Regions from separate parts of the Homo sapiens genome. Here region 1 is linked to region 2. A link is an interaction called in ENCODE POLR2A ChIA-PET data of the cell type or tissue named here. Cell type or tissue: K562. All regions are shown on one strand.

Region 1 (2,500 bases), 200 kb before region 2:
CAAACCCATGAACTCTGTAGAATGAGAAGAGCAGAAGGCAGTCTGGAAACATCAGCTAAGAGACAGACAGAAATTGACATAATCTCAAAGTGTCTCCCATACATGACACTTACTAGTTACATAGAAATAAGTAACTTTACAGTGGCGAAGCCTGGTAGACACTACCTCCCCTGAGTGATCAAAGTTATCAGGAGTAATGGGACGGGTAGACATTGTATGCCTCCTGATAGGCTGTACTGAGAAGGATACAACATCACTTCTGTAGTATTCCTGCCAAAAATGTATACTCTAAATGATTATATATGTCTAATCATGAGGGAACATCAGACAAAACCATACTGAAGGACATATATACAAAATAACTGGCCTGTGCTCTTCAAAAATACCAAGGTCATAGAAAAGAAAGACTGAAGAACTATTCTGGATCATAGGAGACTAAAACACAAACATGATAGCTAAATAATTCAATGTATGATTCTAGATTCGATTCTGGACCAGAAAAAAGAGGTTGTTTTGCTACACAATTCCTTTGTGACAATTAGCAAAATTTGAAATAAAGTTTACACATTAGACAATAGTACTATATCACTGTTATTTTTCTAATTTTGATCATTGCACTGTGTAAGAGAACGCCTTTTTTTTTTTTTTTTTTTTGAGACAGAGCTTCTTTGTTCTTGTTGCCCAGGCTGGAGTGCAGTGGTGTGATCTCGACTCACTGCAACCTCCACCTCCAGGGTTCAAGTGACTCTCTTGCCTCAGCCTCCCAAGTAGCTGGGATTACAGGAATGCACCATCACGCCCAGCTAATTTTTTGGGTTTTTTTTGTGTATGTGAATGTGTGTAATGTGAATATGTACCACATTTTTCCTATCCATTCATCCACTGATGAACACTTAGGTTGATTCCATATCTCAGGTATTGTGAATAATGCTGCAATGACCATGGAAGTACACGTATCTCTTTTTAGTACACATATCTATTTTTAGTAGAGACGGGGTTTCACCATGTTGGCCAAGCTGATCTCGAACTCCTGACCTCAGGTGATCCACCCGCTTCAGCCTCCCAAAGTGCTGGGATTACAGGCAAGAGTCACTGTGCCTGGCCAACAAAATGCCTCTTTAAGGTAATACTAATGAAACTATTTAGGAGGAAAGGAGAATTATGTCTGCAACTTATTCTCTATGATTCAGAAAAAAAGGTAATATGAACAGATAGATGATAGGTAGAGAGTAATAAGGCAGGCCAAGCACAGTGTCTCATGCCTGTTAATCCCAGCATTTTGGGAAGCCAAGAGAGGGCTGCTTGAGCCTAGGAGTTTGAGACCAGCCTGGGTAACACAGGGAAATCCCAACTCAACAAAAAATTAAAAAAAAAAAAAAAATTAGCTGGGCATGGTGGTGCATGCCCATAGTCCCAGCTATTTGGGAAGCTGAGTTTCAAGGATCACTTGGGCCTAGGAGGTCAAGGCTACAGTGAGCTGTGATCACACCACTGTACTTCAGCTTGGGCAACAGAGCAAGACCCTGTGTTAAAAATAAAAAATAAAATAATAAAGCAAATGTGATAAATTGTTAACATTTGGGGAATCTGAGTATAGGTAGGCTGGCATTCTTCAAAGCATTCTTTCTTACTTTTCTTTTTTTTTTTTTTTTTTTGAGATGGAGTCTTGCTCTGTTGCCCAAGCTGGAGTGGAGTGCTGTGATCTCTGCTCACTGCAGCCTCCACCTCCTGTCTCAGCCTCCTGAGTAGCTGGGATTACAGGTCCCTGCCACCACACCTGGCTAATTTTTTTTGTATTTTTAGTGGAGATGGGGTTTCATCATGTTGGTCAGGCTGGTTTCAAACTCCTGACTTCAAGTGATCCTCCTGACTTCAAGTGATCCACCTGCCTTAGCCAAAGTGCTGGGATTACAGGTGTGAGCCACCATGTCTGGCATCTTTCTTACTTTTCTATAAGTGTGAAATTATTTTGAGGTGAGTATTAAATACTAAATACTTATTACACAGAGTTGAAAACCAACTTATTGTTCCTCTAAGAATTTCAACTCCTATTGCTACTCTTTCCTTCCCCTCTGCTTTGCAGTGCCACTATGCCCTCAAATAACATTCTCTCCTTTTCTAATTATTATTGTGATAAAAAGACACAACATTAAATTTGCCATTTTTTAGTATACAGTTCAGTAGTGTTGAGTAAATTTACATTGTTGTGTGACAGATCTCTTGCAAGTCTGCAATTATTTAAATAAAAGTTTTTTTACAAAAGAAAGAAAAAGGTAGCAGAAGAGGAACCCTAGGAGGAGACAGAAAGAAGAGCCACAGAGGTAGAAGGAAAAAATAGAAGACTGTGATGTGGCAATAGTCAAGGCAGGAGAGAATGTCAACAGAGACCTGTGGCCTGAAGGGTCATTGCAGCAGACACGTCACATAAATGTCAGGAAGAGACAAAATGGACAAAGCATAATCCCCCAAGTTTGCTCTAGAAAAGATCTTCTCCTTCTGC
Region 2 (2,500 bases):
GTGGTTCATGCCTGTAATCCCAGCACTTTGGGAAGCTGAGGCGGGAGGATAGCTTGAGACCATCCTGGTCAACATAGTGAGACTTCATCTCTACAAAAACTAAAACAAAACAAAATAGTGAGATGTGGTGGCACAGGCCTATAGTCCCAGCTACTTGAGAGGTTGGGGTGGGGGGAATCACTTGAGCCTGGGAATTTGAGGCTGCAGTGAGCTGTGATCATACCACTGCATTCCAGCCTGGGTGAGAAAGCAAAACCTGGTCTCTTAAAAAATAAATAAATAAATAATAAAAGGCAACTGTTATGTCCTAGTAGAGCAAAGATGGGAGAGCTGTGCCATGGCATACAAACGGCCGGGGTGGACAGGTAGATGCAGCCCATGCCCTCCAGGGACAAAAGGAAACCCAGCAATGGTGGCTCCCAGAGAAAGGCGGAATGCACGCATCTCACTTGGGAATGAAGCAGTTCTAAGCTACATGCGGTTTCCCCAGGAATGTGGACCAGATCCACCTTTGTATTAAGGTCATGCATCTCGAGGACACAGTGGAGGCAGTTCTTCCTCAGGGCTGAGTGGGAAGCTGCCCAACCTCAGATGCCTCCCTCTGTGCTACCTTCTCTCTTTTTTTGAGACGGAGTCTTACTCTGTTGCCTAGGCTGGAGTGCAGTGGCATGACCTCGACTCACTGCAATCTCTGCCTCTCGGGTTCAAGCAATTCTCCTGCCTCAGCCTCCCAAGTAGCTGGGATTACAGGCTCCCGCCACCACACTCAGCTAATTTTTATTTTAGTAGAGACAGGATTTCACCATGTTGGCCAGGCTGATCTCGAACTCCCGACCTCAGATGATCTGCCTACCTCAGCCTCCCAAAGTGCTGGGATTACAGGCATGAGCCACCACCCCCGGCCCCTCTGTGCTATCTCTGAAGGCAGCGACCTGTCTCCAGCCCACAGGATCCCAGCTGCCTCTCCCCCAGCCAGCTCCGTCTTTAATCACTCTGTGAAACAGATGCATCAGAGAAGGGTGACAGATGCCAGGATGTTGCAGGATTTCCAGGAATCTCAGAATGTTTGCTTGGTATTTATACCCTAGTCTGTCTTTCATAACAAGCATCTCTGCCTCACTTCTTCCTTGGTTCTAGAAATGCCCCCAAAGATGATTTGGAGTGTCCTAGTCTCCCAGTTTATAAGGTGTCCATGCCAGAGGGCTGACACAGCAGCCTTCCTGTTTTCTGTTCGTGGCCTCCCTGCCTGAATCCAGAAAAATTCGTGTTGTCCCTCACGGAAGTGTCCCGGCACACATTGCCTCATACACGTGCTTCTTTCTGTCTCAGAAGTTTATCCCCAGCTCCTTGAAGCCACTTTATCAGCACAGGAATGACCCCGGTGTCAGGGGTTGATTGCATGTTGATTTATACAGCTGTTCCTCCTCTAGCTGGCTACAGGGGGCCCAGCTCCTCCTAATGTCCCCATGTAAAACCCTCAGAGGCCCCCATTTCCCTTAGAATGATGTACATATTCCTGAACATGGTTCACAAGGTACTTCAGGTCCCAGCCCTGCTTTCTTCTGGGGGTGTCTGGCTTCCCATCTTTCTCCTACCCTCACTCCATCAGACCTGACCTCTTTTTTTTTCTTTTCTTTTCTTTTCTTTTTTTTTTTGAGACAGGGTCTTGCTCTGTCGCCCAGGCTGGAGTGCAGTAGTGCAATCTCGGCTCACTGCAACCTCCACCACCCGGGTTCAAGTGATTCTCCTGTCTCAGCCTCCCAAGCAGCTGGGATTACAGGCACCTGCCATCACGCCCAGCTAATTTTTGTGTTTTTAGTAGAGACAGGGTTTCACCATGTTGGCCAGACTGGTCTCAAACTCCTGACCTCAAGTGATCCACACACCTCGCCTCCCAAAGTGCTGGGATTGCAGGGAGCCAACCTTTTTTGTAGGTTATCCTGGATGCTCTGTCTCATAACTTTCTTCAACATCTGATATTTGTCCCTCTAAAGATCTCAGCCAAACTTTCCACTTAAAGTCCTGTTATATTACAGGTCCACAATCACTCAACAAAAACCCTCAGGGCCAAATATTTCAGAGTTCAGAATTTGTCAGATTTTAGAAAAATGTACTCTGTGTTACATAACACCCTCAGCAGGGTCTGGGCCAATGCCGCATGGCCAAATACATTACTATTTATGCAGTCAGATGTGTAAATAGTCATACAGAGCAGGTTGAATAAAATCTTCAATGCTGGGCATGGTGGCTCATGACTGTAATCTCAGCACTTTGGGAGGCCAAGGCGGGCGGATTATTTTGTAATAAAAATACAAAAATTAGCCAGATGTGGTGGTGCACGCCTGGAGTCCCAGCTACTCAGGAGGCTGAGGCAGGAGACTTGCTTGAACCCGGGAGGCGGAGGTTGCAGTGAGCTGAGATCACACCAGTGCACTCCAACCTGGGTGACAGAGCAAGACTCTGTCTCAAAAAAAAAAAATTATTCAAGCCAGGTGTGGTG

What was found. ChIA-PET counts read pairs that join two places held together with the same protein. Peaks named below come from ENCODE experiments on the same cell type or tissue, not always from the same donor. Only the 100,000 strongest peaks of a DNase experiment are listed, where the experiment ranks them.
Region 1: POLR2A ChIA-PET joins it to region 2 with 5 read pairs; 4 of 35 experiments call an interaction of 5 or more read pairs at or near these places.

Annotation. Positions count from the first base shown.
Region 1 is chr7:140,215,575-140,218,074 of GRCh38, forward strand. No RefSeq gene overlaps it. Among named protein-coding and RNA genes, the nearest start is that of KDM7A-DT, 40 kb to the left of the region's middle. In K562, no CTCF peak of the experiment used is centred here; no DNase peak of the experiment used is centred here.
Region 2 is chr7:140,413,438-140,415,937 of GRCh38, forward strand. All of the region lies in intron 3 of RAB19 (RAB19, member RAS oncogene family), which reads left to right. Among named protein-coding and RNA genes, the nearest start is that of RAB19, 11 kb to the left of the region's middle. In K562, no CTCF peak of the experiment used is centred here; DNase peaks (open chromatin) are centred at 967 and 1,412; H3K27me3 peaks cover 1,686 bases.